Regions from separate parts of the Homo sapiens genome. Here region 1 is linked to region 2. Evidence: chromatin contacts called from ENCODE Hi-C or POLR2A ChIA-PET data. All regions are on one chromosome and are shown on one strand. Each heading gives the region's core, a stretch centred on a gene start or an enhancer-like site at or near the end of the contact. The rest is flanking DNA. Distances are from core to core; before and after follow the strand shown.

Region 1 (6,763 bases), core at 1,338-3,837, 140 kb after region 2:
CCATGCATAAATGATATGTCTTATGACCACCGGATCTTCCAGATTCCCCTTCCAGTATGTTGGTGCCTTCAAGTGAGAGAGATAAAGTTCTCTCAGCTTCTTCTCTTGTGGCTGAGTTTGCCACAACCAGCAGCCCTGACACACACTATTGGTAAACAAAGCAGAAGTAATGTCACAAGGCATGGGCTTGCCGAGAAGGGTGCCCAAAATAGCAAACCTCATAGCTTAATTTAGAAGAATCTTTACAATGTCAAGCTTACAAAGGTTAAAAAAAAAAAAAAAAAAAGAAACAAAGAAAGAAAAAAGAAATGTGGGGCTAAGCATGGTGGTTCATGCCTGTAATCCCAACACTTTGGGAGGCTGAGGGCTGAGGTGAGGATATCTTGGGGCCAAGAGTTTAAGACCAGTCTGGGCACCATAGTGAGACACTCTCTCTAGAAAAAAAAAAAACTTAAAAATTAGCCCAGTGTGCTAGTTTGGGCCTGTAGTCCTAGCTACTCTGGAGGCCGATGAAGAAATCTCATGAGCCTAGGAGTTCAAGGCTGCAGTGAGCTATGGTCATACCACTGCACTCCAGTCTGGGCCACAGAGCAGGACCTTGTCCAAAAAAAAAGGGAATGTGGTAGCATTTTCAACAAGTATAAACTATGTGGTCTTGTCTATTCACAGATCATTTAAAGATGAAAGCTTTAATTGGGGGGAAAGCCATATCAGCCAATGGCACTGTGAATTTTTGGCAGAGGCATCATCAATTCTAATAACTTTTATCAAAACCAATGGTTTTAAGCATTCAAGCTTTTATTTACCCCTCTGTGGTCTGAAATAACCATTGGCGTTTGGAGCTGTTTTTGTTTATTTAATTTGGTTTTGTTTTAATTGGTCTTGAAGTCAACATACTCAGGATTTGCAATGTAGAAATGAGTTCTATGAAGGCAGCAGATTCTTGATTTCTTTCGGTCTATAAGTCTTCCCCATTAAAAGCCTATACTCTGGCCAATAAGAACTAGAAGTAGAAAATAAAGTTAAAAGCAAGCTCAACATAGTGAGGTTCTAACTCCATATGTTGCGTTTATGGAGGCTTGTTTCTCTAACTCTTTCCTGGTCCTCAGACACCATGGGAGAATAAAAGTAAGCCACTGGTACCTTCTTCTGCCGTAAACTTTTCTCCAACATAAACACATATTTATGTTGACATGAACATAAACACACAGTCACACACACTCATTGCTTTGGAAATGGTAATTCCCATTAGAAACATGCAAGTTTAAATTTAATGTTCTTTGTACTTAGTGGTAATTCACTTATACTTATTTTCTTTGAGAGAGTGAGACAGGAAAGAATCTCAAGAATCTTTAAAGAAATGCAGAGAAGGCTAGCTGTGCCAGGTAACTGACGAAAAGCAAATTAAGGTCTCCGTTTTCAAAAGAAGAATGAAGTTAGATTTCACAAACTCAAATAATGAAAATATTATCAAAGGCAGGCTGAGCACAATGTCTCATGCCTGTAATCCCACCACTTTGAGAGGCCATGGTGGGCAGATCAGTTGAGTCCAGGAGTTCAAGACCAGCCTGAACAACACAGTGAGACCTTGTGTCTAGAAAAAAAGAAAAAGAAATAAAATATTATCCACGACATTAATAAACAGATAGCTTGTGAACTTAAGAAGGGGAAATGATAGGTCACTAGAAGACATCGTGGATGCACTAAGAACACATTATATGAGGCTGAGTTCATTTCCATTTTTGAGAATTCAACTAAGTATAAGAGCAGAACTCCATAACTATTGTGTATTTAGAGTTTATAATACATTTCATCTTTCATAATCTCCATGAATACCAGTGAAGAAGTAGAGGCTAAATGCTAGTGGCGTTCAGTGGTTTAACGTAGAGTTGAATGACTAAACTCCCCAGGCTCAGAATCTGTGCCCACCTGAGTTAGTTGCCCAGTGGCTTGACACAGGGCTCATTCTTATCTCTTTGCTACTTAACCCATTTATCAAGAACTTCCATAGCTTCCATAGGGACCTAGATATCATGGATATCAAATGTGATAACCTAAAATTATAAGACTTGTTGATAATTAGCTCCAAAAATATCTCAGCAAGATGAAGTAATGGTCTTGATTTTCAGTTCACTAACCACGTTTCAGGTACAGTTTACTGAGATGGAAATAAGTGTGCTTCCTTATCTGGTACAATAAAACAGAGCTCTATTTTAAAATAAATGCTTAATTATTATACAGAACACATATTTCAAAGGTGATTTCTGGCTAGCAATTTAAAAGAAAAAAAGAATATTAAAATGCAATACTTGGTAACTTTTTCATTAATACTTAACTTATAGTGTCAACACCAAATCTTAATAACTTCTCAAATTCAACACATTTAAGTCCTTTCTTTGGAATTATGACCAAATCAAGGATCTAGAGATTCAGGCTCTCTTAGCATCTTTTTGATACTTGCTCTTCTCATCAATTTCTAGTTTCCCTTCTCTAGTTAACTGAAGGATAGGGTTTAACTTCCCTTTTTCCCCCACTCTTTCTTCTACAGTCACAGAAGCACAACTCCCCACATCCGTGCACTAGGTACAGCTTAGTGACCAACACCTTCGGTACTGCTAAGGATCCCTACAGAAGTTCTGCCTCTACTGTCAACTAGCAGAGCTATGAGGCCTTGGCCCAGACCCATCACCTCTCTGGGATTCAATGCCCTCATCTCTAGAACTATGTGGCCTCCAGAGTCTGTTTGCTCTCAGAATCTTTGACGTCATGATTCCTTACCATAACAAGTATCATTTATAAATGAAGGTAAAAATGGTCAACTTTAAAATTAATAATAATAATAGTATGAGAAAATAAATTCAGTAAAACTAGGCCTCTTAGACAGACAATCAAAATGCAACAGAAATCCCTGAAAGATTCAATTGCTTCAGTTTCTTAGAACCCAGTGAGTAAATAGATCATCTTGTAGGGGGTCTTTAATGAATCACTTTTCCTCTCTCAAGTCAATGTTTGATTGGTGTGTGTGTCTGTGTGCACTGTCCCTCTAGTTAGAGTTCCTCTAGAAACAAGAATAGATTCTTTTCCATCTCAATGTCTATCACATAATAATCCATCACAAACACTTGAAGACTGATAACTGGCTTAAATCTTTTATTGACAAAATTATATAAATCCTATTTGTCTGCACTGTAAAAAATATATATGAAATGCATTAATCAGTTAGAATTTTATTTGCTATATGGAGGGATAGTGTTCATTGTTTACTATTTCATTGGAAAAGCTATCAAATAACTTTATCTTTTTATAGCACCTATGCCAAATCACATGTACCTGTGAATTCCACAGTTTGTTTGTGCATCATACACCACATAATCTTTTAATGGTTCCATGTTTCAAGACATTGTTATCTGGTGACATAAAGTAGACTTTACAACCTAATAAAAATGTATGGAGTTTAAAATGTCATACTTTAAAAATTACTCAAACCATAAATCTAAGCCTCTTTTAAATAGAAAGGGGTAGTGCCTTTACTAATCCTCAAGACTTATTACATTTCTGCATCTAATTTCTCCATCCTTGTTCCTAGGCTGCATAGAGTTGCTGGAAAAAAAATTATAGAATGTGCTCAAAGCACCCTGGAATAAGAGAACAAAGGACATACATATATAAAGAGTGACAGCCTACAATTCAAACATTGATGGGTAACATATGTGCTTAAAGGTAAAGCCAACATCAACATTAATATCTATTCAAAAATTTCATTCTCCTTACTTTGGTATGTCTGGGTTTCAGTTGCTATTACTAAAAGTTCTGATTTCTCATGAACATCAAAGACAGTAGCCACACTCCACAAAGCGCTTAAGAAAACCTTGTTTTCAGTTTGACTCTTGTCTATACTGCACAGATACTTTAAAGGGAGAAGCAAAGACAAAATATGAGAGTGCTGGACTCATCTATGCTCTTCACCAACCAGACACTTGTTTTGAGTTCCTCATTGTTATTGCTGTTGTCGCTTGTTACTATCTTTTCCTCTTCTGGATTCAACAGTGACTTACTCTGTTATTCTTGCCAACCCATTTAACACGTCTGGCAGTCTCTGTAGAATCTTTCCTGTCACTCCTCAAACTAACAGGTATGCTGTAAAAAATGGGAGACTTTGAAGACTTGAGGAATATTAATTGAAGAGGGTATTTAATGGTGACATAGTAGGGGTGCTGTAAACCAGAGGTCAGAGATAGATATGAGTACATGGACTCCCAGTAGACACCAGATGTGTAGGCCAAAACCCAACATTGTGGCCTGTAGAATCCAACTGACTGTGAACAAGCTTACCTACATCCTCAAGCTCCTCTTGGATTATTCTTCCCCTCACATTGACTTGACAGTAGGTCAAAACTCCCCAGTGTTGTCTACTCCTGCCACTCCTAAGAATTATTATTACTTAGGAGGCAATATACTCTTATCTCTTCCCAGCCACTTCCATACCACCATTCTACCATGAGCTCTCAGCAATGCCTGGCCTTTTGAAACATACTTCCCTAGGCCCTTGCTCCCTCCTTGTTGCTGTTTTCAATCCATGTCTGGGCCCTTCAGTGTCTTCTTTGATAGTTTTGCCTTTGGCTTAAAATCTCCCAACTCATTCCATGGCAACATCTTGTTAATCTCAATATCCATACAGATGGCCCCTTCATGCTCCAACTCAACTTTCTTACACCACCTCTGCACCCCTCACTTATGTACCCATCCAAAATTTGCCCTTGCATCTGACACTGCAGAATTACTTCCTTATGAGATTTTTAACTCTAAATTTTCCTTCTTTGACCATAACGTATCCTTCTTCTCTCACATCTACTGGAATTGCTGCTAAGTCATAGCCTTCAACCTGTTCATCCCTCGATTTCCTTAATTACCTCACTTCCTCCTTGACATGCTTCCTTACCCACTCTTGGTTCTAACAGTGAACAACTTGAAGATTATTCCCATTAGTACCCAGAATATGCTGCTGAATATTACCAAAGAAAATCTTGAACCTGGGTCACTTATTTTCATTCCAAAATCATCCTTCTCTAGCCTCAGGAGGGCTCTCACTGCTGTTCACAATTTTAGAACTTATCTCTGGATGAGCCTCTATCACTTTTGCCATAGCAAAGTGTTATCAGTAACCTCAAAGTCTACCCTCTCCGTTGTCTTCCAGTTTCCTAATAATGTTCTACATGATGCAAATTTAATTATCTTTTCTTTTCTGTACTTTTAGCACATGCAGTCCATTCTTTACTTTACTACTTTTCAGAAGAGGGCATTTCTGTCCTGCTACTACATTGTCCACTGTCGTCCCAACTCTTCCAAGAATGTGTTCCATCAGTCATCACATTCATCTCTTCCTCTCTGGAATTATTTCTCAGCCTGCAATTACATTCAGATTTCCTACACTCATACCAAGTTTCCTTAACCATTCTACTTCCATGAGGTACCACCTTTCCTGTATCTTTTGCAACCATCAAACTTCTTGAAAGTGTCTATACTTGATGCCTCCACTTCAACTTTCATTTATTCCTCACTTATGTGGCATTTGACTAACAAAGTCAGCCTCTCCAAAGTCACCAATGACCAATTAGTCATCTAGCTTTTTTAATTAACAATCATTTTCACCAAGAACATTTAAGGACATGGGGAAATCCCTATGATGCACTGTTAAATTTTAAAAAGTAACAAAAAGTATAGAGTACAGTGCCAATTAAAATGTTGATATGCCGGTGTGTGTCTGTTCAGGAAGTGAGTGGGGGAAAAAATCACAAAAACAGTAAAGGTTAGACAGTAAAGATTAAGGGTTATTAAGAGTATAAAATTACAGATATTTTAATACATTTTTATATTTTCTACATTTTCTATAATGAATATTACATCCATAATCAGAGGAGCAAAAAGGATTTAAGTGTTTACATTTTTTTCCTTCTTCTTTTTTCTCAATCCCTCTGACATATTTCACCCCATTGATTGCTGCTTCCCAAAATTCTTCCCAGGACCAGCTTCACAGATGTGCAATCTATGCAATAACCCAGGGCCCCAGGCTTAGAAAAACTTTGTGTTTGGTTTAAGCCTCTCCTGTTTCCATTTTGAAATTCCTAATAAATTTTTAACAAGCCCCACAATGTTATTTTGCTCGAGGCCCTGCACATTATATAGTTTGTCCTAACTCTGCCCTCAGCCTCTGACACCACAATGTCTTTTTCCTACCTAACCTCTCCTTTTCTATTTCATCATTCCACTCACTAAACTCAGAAGTTCATTAGAGTGGTTACCATCACCCACCTTACCTCTATCTCCTTTGCCATCTCACTCATGGCTTCAGTTCTCACTTCATTAAATACTGCCCATATCTATTACCTGAATCTTGAGCTTCAGATCCGCATTTCCACCCATAACCTGGATATTTCCACAAAGATGTTCAGTAAGCACTTCACATTTAACATGTTCGAAATGGAATTTAGCATCTGCTTATGTATTCTTCCATGTCCTCCTTCTTTCTCTCAACTTTATATTTTGGAGATTTATTCATGTTGATGCATGTAGCTGTAATTCATGTATTTTTGCTGCTCTGTAGTATTTCCTTATATGAATATACTTCAATCGACTTATCCATGTATGGGTTTTTGTAATTTTTTATGTCTGAGTACACACATGCAAGAAGAGTTTCCAGTGAAATTGCTATATCAAAGAGCACACACAAGTTCAGTTTTACCAGGCATACCAAACTGTTTTCAAA
Region 2 (7,394 bases), core at 810-3,309:
CATCGTCTTAACATTCTAGACATGCTGCCTGATTAGTAGTTCCTGGCAGCAGTGGCTGATAGCAGTTACTGGAATCTCTCCTTACTGGGTGATTACATAATATCTACACCTAACTGCACAGCTGGTCACGATAAGCCACGATGTTTGTCCTGAAGATAGTGTCATTTTCACCAGACTGATCTCCTTATTATTTGCTCAGCTCGCTTCACTTTTGCCACCTTTGTGCCTTGCTCTCTCTTTCCTCCCCCCACAATGGCTTTTCTTCCTCTCTAATTGTTCAAATTCTACAAGTCTTTTAAGGCCCAAGTCAAATGCGCCTTTTGACCATCATGAACTCAAGTAAAAAACAGCTTGTTTCCAAATTCCCACTGCACTTTATTTTCTATGCAGTGATTTTTGTTTTATATCCTCTTTCTTTACTAGTGCAATGCCTCACACACAGTAAGCACTAAATGACAGTTTATTGAAGGCATGAACTAGTGACCTACTACAACTAAGGCTGCAATAGATTACTTGAAAATATAAATAAATAGGTTATATTTATGAAAAGAAAACACTTTACTCCCTATGAGGAAATCCTGCTTTGTAACCAATAGCTAAGTCCACTTCCTGCTGTGTGCCTCCTGAAGGGCTTGGGAAGCAGACTCTAGGTGGAATGCATTCTAGAATTTCATCTCTGGCTTGTCACCAAAATAACTTGGCCTTGCTTTCAATCCATGGATATTGAAACTATGCCCTAAAGTAGTAGCAGCAGAGTTCAGAGTTAGGGAAATTTGGAAGTGATGTGATGACTTTAAGTTGATGCTTTGGATTGAAGGCAAAAATGCCCTCCACTTCGTGGATCTACTTATTCCTAGAAACGAGAGTCTTTGAGGGGCTAGAAGTGATCAAGAGATGGGTCAGGGTAAAAGTTGGGGGAAAATAGAGGAGATTTATATAGACTCAAAATTCAGGAATTATTTTCAATGGTCAGATTGAGCAATGGCATGCTTGTTATGAAATAGAAAAGGCTCACCAGTTAGAGATGCATGCTGCAAAATGACATGATTTCTGGGATTTGCTTGAAATACTCAAGAGAAAAAAAAGGAGGAATGAAGAGAGAGAGCAAGATCCGCAAAATGTTGTTAGCTCTTTAACAGATTGATTAGTGTATGAAAGCTCATCATACTAGTCTCTCTACTTCTGTGTATTATGACATTTCTACGCTAAAAAGATTTAAAAGAAATACTCTTTTAAGACAGTAGTTACCCTCTTCTAGCTGATATCCACACAAGAGTTTTGTCTGAAATGACAAAGAAGGGGGAAAGGGAATTTTTATTATGTTGATCACCAGGTTTTGCCATCTGATTTAATCCAGACAACTCCAAATCATTGTTGTGTTATGTGCTCTGTTAAGAAAGTTAAAAATCCATGTGTGCACCATGACCTGGAAAAGATATCCATTGTCTTAATTTCAAACACACTAATAGTTATTTACATTGTGTCCTCAGTCAAGATTTCAGTCTGACTCTGGTAGACCAGTTCTTTGGTGTTTGTTTGTGGAGTGGGTAGAGGGAAGAGAGATCATAAGTAGCCTACAGGTTAATAAAATTCCTGGCAGCATACCTGGTAATAATCTGGGTAAACATGTAGTCATTCAGCATATCTCCCCTAATTTAAATTTAGCTGTGAACCATTAATCAAATAAAGTATCTTTCACAGAAGTTAATTAATAACTGTGTGCTTTTCTTTACTTTTTTTTTTTTCACCGTCAAGCAAAGGTCAAAGAAATTCAGACCTTTTCCTGTTGTCTTAGAGGAAAATAGCCCAAATTTCTATTCACAGAGTAATGTAAGACACCAAACGGATCTGTGCTGTTAAATGTAGCTTGTTGCTGTTTGCAAGTACCACCAAGGACTGGAATCCTCAGATAGCTGAGGAACATTTTTTCTTCATTGCTATTTTTTTCCCTGGGATGAGCGTATGTTTTTAGAAAAAACTACATTTTTTGGTCCCAACGTCACTGAGTATCAGATGGTAGAAGACGATAGAAGAGACAGGAAGTAATTTAATTGACTCGCCTAACAGAACTGGCTTGGCAGCGTATTACAGGAAAAGGAACACTCTAGTTAAGATTAAAAAATAAAAATAAAAAACCTTAGCGAGCCCCTTTATCAGCTGCTACTTGCATAGAAAGAATTTTACGGGGTTTGTGGGCCTAATAATACTTTAGCAGATCTAGGCTTTGGGAAGTGGAATTGACTAAGCTAAGCTTAAAGAAGCCGGCAGAGACATTGAAACTGGCAGGTGCCTATATTTTTACATTCCTCTGTCATTAGAGTATTATGTTCATTCGAATTTCTTCGGAAAAATCATCTAATTCAGCATTTCTTAAATATGTTTACAGAACTGAAATATTATTAATCATTATGAGAAAAAGTGCTTCATGGTCAAATGAAGCTAGGGAAATTCTGGGTCAAATCAAGTTCAAGTGTTTCTTTACTTTGAGACTCTCCAGTACCTTTATTATGTTAGTAGGTATTATGACTCTTCAAGAAGAGAAATGCTGTAAGACCAGAGGAGTTTTCAGAAATCATCTTGCAAGACTAGTTTTCCAAAAATATATTGATGACTATGATATGAAAATAAACTCAGATACACATACATGCACACACACACACACACACACACACGCACAGAGTAAACATGAACAAACTGGAAGATATTTGTGGACCATTTTCTTTACTGGTGTGAATAAGTCTAAAGGCAGCTACAATTTTTTGCCTACTGACCAGGGAATCTTTCTCTTTCATTTAAAGAAATAAGAAAGACCTATTTTTCCAGCACGCCTTCAGACTAGAATCTGGGCAGCTGCTTCCTTCCTGCTCTAATGCTAGCAAATCCAGGAACCAAGAAGCTGATAAAGAAGGAGATGCCTTCCTTTCTGCTTTTAGGTAATGAACATTTATTACTGTGGCAAAGAAGCAGGCTCCTCATAAGCTCCAGCGAACTTACTAAGACCTGGCCCTGACTTTCTGTAAACCTTGAAAGAAATCAGTAGATAAATTACTTTCATTCTTTCCTTTTCTCATTAGAATAAAGTGAGTATCCTTTAGCCATCTCAAAAGCCATGGCTATGTATTCAAAAATAATTTAGTACATTTATACGGTAAATGACAATAATCATAAACTGCCAAACGGACATTTGATGCTATGATTGTGATGTTTTAGCTGTCTTGACATAAAAATTAAAACAATTCCACTCCAATAATCACAACTCAATTTTGATAATAATAATTAAGACTATGACTAGAGCTGACCCCTGAACTGAGTGACATGTTTATTCAAGCATTACATTTAGTCACAACTCCAGTTTCCTTTTCCATTTATTATTTGTCAGAAAGGAAAATTACTGCATGTTAGCCTGAATTGTTCATATCCTTGGGACACTATACCAAGAGCTCATTTCCTCTCCATAGTATTGAAAAAGAAATGCAAATTGTCAGTACAAAGAGTAAAAATACCCTGACACATAAGCCAACAATTTGCCTTGTTGTAATTTATAATAGGAACAAGAAGGAGCATGATACAGAGAAGAATAATTAAATATCTATAAATACGTTAAAGTTTTGGAGTGGGTTTTGTTTGCTTGCTTTTTATATTTTTATTAAATATGCACACTCGTAGAATAATACATGCCTACCATTACCTCTTGATTTGATTGTATTTTATTTTGATTGTATCCACTGATTCCATATAAGAAAAATGCTCATAAATGATCTTTTTAATATTTTAAGTAAATACATTTTTATTTTCTTTCAGGAAAAGGAAATAAGACATTAACTCCATTGGAGTGACCCCACTATTTTGGTGATCCCAACCCTTCATGCCAAGCATCCTGTCTCCAGATATTCTCAAAGGTTCCACCATGCAGAATACTAGAGCAGTCAGTGCTAGGTTCTATGGGGAGAAGCAACTCAACTTTTCTCAGCTGTGGTTCTAGATTGGAGATAAAGGAGAAGAAAGCAGAGAAAAGGGTGATTAGTAACTAAGAGGTGTGACAAAAAGGAAATCCAGAGGACTCCTCAAAAGAAGCTGGAACATTTATTTTTTATAATTTTAAGTGTATATGGTTATATATAAATTAGAACTGGATAAAGGGATACAGTATGCTAGGTATTCAACACAAGGAACTGACACAGAAGATAGAATTTTTTTTATTTTTATTTTTTTGAGACAGAGTCTCTCTCTGTCGCCAAGCTGGAGTGCAGTGGCACGATCTTGGCTCACTGCAACCTCTGCCTCCCAGGTTCAAGCGATTCTCCTGCCTCAGCCTCCCGAGTAGCTGGGACTACAGTTGCATGCCACCACATCCAGCTAATTTTTGTATTTTTAGTAGAGATGGGGTTTTACCATGTTGGCCGGGATTGTCTCGATCTCTTGACCTCGTGATCTGCCAGCCTTGGCCTCCCAAAGTGCTGGGATTACAGGCGTGAGCCACCACACCCGGCCGATAGAAAGAAATTATTTAGGCAGATAGTGAGGGTAAAGGAGTCCTGGGCAAGGCTTCCCTTTTAACAAAAAGCAGCCCCAAAATCATTTCTTTTCTAACAAAGAGCAGCCTGAAAAATTGAGCTGCAGACATAGATAAGCAAGCTGAAAGCTGGCATGGGTAAATGCTGGCAGCCATGCCAATAGAAAAGGGCTAACTGGAAGCCACGTATGTTCAACATGGAGGTGCCATCTTCCATTTTCTCTGTCACCACATGTACAGTAAAGAACCAGGCAACATGGCACCCGCCAGGTAAAGAACCCATCAGCATGATAAAAGGTTAGGGTGGGGCGGCCAGTTTTATCACATGCTTTACAAATGGCACACCTTGTACTAACCAGTGTTTTGCACCTTATGCAAATAGCACACCTGGTCTGGCCAATTTTTTTATGCCCTATGTAAAACAGACACCGCCTCCTCAAGCTCATCTATAAAACCCATTGCATTCCACCACAGAACTGGCAACCCATTTCTCTGGGACCCCTCTCTCTGCAGCAGAGAGAGCTATTCTTTCTTTCGCCTGTTAATCTTCCACTCTTAACCTCACTTCGTGTGCCTGCGTCTTTGATTTCCTTGGCGTGAGGCAATAAACCTCAGGTATTTACCCCAGACAATGACAGCACTTCAGTAAAAGGGCAATAGGAACAACTGGCTATGCCCCTATGAGCAGAGCTTTATGTTTATGTTCCTGAGATTCTTACATGAGGATTTTGTCGTCCTGTGAATAAAAAAAAGAGGGGGGGGGGTCGTTGTTTGGTTGTTCGTTTGGTGTTTTTTTTTCTTTTTAATTTATTTTTTTATTTATATTTTTATTTTTATTTTTTTAATTTTTTTTTTTTTTTTTTTGCTATTTGCAAAGAGAAAAACTCTAAACTCTAAATATGAGCTTTATTTATTACATTCAGTGACAAAGCTTCCCAACTAATCTGGAAACTCTTTGAAACGGCCCAGTGATGTATGGATAGACACACCCATTTGTGGTAGAGGTCAAGGATATGTTCTAACCACCAAATGGGAAGTCTAGGCATTTTTGTTTCTTTTTCTATTTTTACATATGCGTTGTTTGAATTCACACCATCAACTTGAGAATACATTTTCAAGAACAATATTTTAAAAAAGCAACGACTTGTAGTATATTTTGAATTTTGAATAATATATAGCTACCAGCTTTCAATTATAAATCAATGGAAATTTTATATTTCTCATTTATTTAACACCAGAGAGAAAAGCACTTCCACATGATTAGATAAAAACCCAGTTTTTGTGCTATCAGCATAAAATGACCTTCATGTTTTTCTCCCTTTTTCAGTTCTTCTGTTATATAAAGGAAAGATTTCAACAGAAACTTATGAAAGAAGACAGATCAAAAAAAATCCCTTATTTGGAAGTTAATGTGTGATGCCAGTTCTGAGCGACTACAATGGCTTTTAAAATAACTTGCATAAGCCCAGAAGTCTATGTAACAACTTTATGAAATGATCCGGGGTAAGATAAAAGAAGCATTCAATCAAAATCTAAGAATAAAGCCAAGGTTAAATTAAGCTGTGTTTACCAGAAGTTATGAATTAATGACAAAGGTATACAATTTTATATTTAAAAGTATATATATTACTTTAAATATTTTCTTTTAAAAAAGCTTTGTTACATTGTTTGTGTTTAAATAAAGAAACTTTTTATGAAAAGAATTTAAAAGTAAGAAAATACATTAATATCAGTTTACTGAAGATTATGCCTAGTTCCAGAATGTAGTCAAGGTACCTCATCACTATCCAATAGGAGCCTAACTAGTTAAATTAAAAAGTGATTTAACCTCCTTAAAATAGGCTCTGCAAATAGAAATGCTAAACAATAATTTCAAATAACACAGCCCCTTTTAGTATTTTTAACTAGTAGTCAGAGCTGGCTAAGAAAAAGGCATACTCAGCTAACACCTGCAGCATTGGATGAGAAAATTCTATCTCATCTCAATGCTGAGGTGGACAGGTATTTGTGGAAAGTCACTGGTGAGCAGTGTAGCTCTTCACAAACATGGGCTTTTGTCTTCTTCATACTCACATATTGACTCATGGATTTTCATGTTTTTCACTCTCTTTCTCACAGTTTTACCTCTTCTCCATTCAGTCCAAACCAGCCTCTACGAATCAGCCCACCATAGTCTAGGTACCAGCCTCAGTTCTACTTACACTGTTGCTGAGACAGAGCCTAAGAGGGAACTCAGTTGGCAATGGTTGCCAAGCCAACTCCAGCAGCTACTCGGGCAAGAATTAATAGTGAAGTCTAAGCCCATGAAACCCAGGTGGGCAAAAGGTCAGGTGCAATCCTACATGATAGAAGAAGAGAGCTAAGTTTGAAGAGTTGGGGGGTAGATTTCAATATGGCCAGAGATAAGATCCAATCCTAGCAACAGTCTACTACATTTAGAGGGATGGTGACTGGGGAAAGGGTAAAAAGCAACTGGCATCCTCAAGGACTACCATCAGACTTTATTTATTATTACAAACGAATGCCTCCAGTCATGATGGACCAATGCAGGCATCAGGTTATCTGAAGTGATGCCAAAGTGTTCTTATGCTATTGCCCACATTCTATTCTTCTAAGTAGGATATATCCATAAATAACCTCTTCTGAAGAGTTATAGAACTGTCACATTGAGAAAAATACCTGGAGGTCATAATAAGAAAGATATAATTGAATCTTTGTCTTTTGTGAGTAAACATCCTGATATGGTGAACTGGAAATGATTAATGCTTTTCTTCTTTCCTTGCCAAAAGACAGCCATTTGCTTAATTGAATAGAAATAGAAAAGCCTTTTTTCCATAAATGGAATGGAACTCAACTGGCTTTCATAGGCAGAAAAAAATGA

Evidence for each region. Hi-C counts contacts between places; a loop is a spot of excess contacts on that map. ChIA-PET counts read pairs that join two places held with the same protein, here RNA polymerase II (POLR2A). Pooled maps may share reads with other maps.
Region 1: a loop to region 2 is called in a map of A673, with 1.9 times the contacts of the local background. The contact joins two enhancer-like sites. A Hi-C loop is called at or near these places in 1 of 168 maps with a recorded cell type or tissue (A673), 2 of 37 single-sample maps with no recorded cell type and 4 of 50 pooled maps. POLR2A ChIA-PET finds 5 or more read pairs at or near these places in 2 of 52 experiments (A673 and GM12878).

The regions. Positions count from the first base shown.
Region 1 is chr3:102,032,000-102,038,762 of GRCh38, reverse strand. No RefSeq gene overlaps it. Among named protein-coding and RNA genes, the nearest start is that of RDUR, 95 kb to the right of the region's middle. Within about 2 kb of position 2,587, at least 2 of the 41 ENCODE cell types and tissues checked have a DNase peak (open chromatin) inside an H3K27ac peak, as active enhancers do; they include GM12878, where a contact is called at or near this core.
Region 2 is chr3:102,175,001-102,182,394 of GRCh38, reverse strand. No RefSeq gene overlaps it. Among named protein-coding and RNA genes, the nearest start is that of RDUR, 240 kb to the right of the region's middle. Within about 2 kb of position 2,059, at least 10 of the 41 ENCODE cell types and tissues checked have a DNase peak (open chromatin) inside an H3K27ac peak, as active enhancers do; they include GM12878, where a contact is called at or near this core.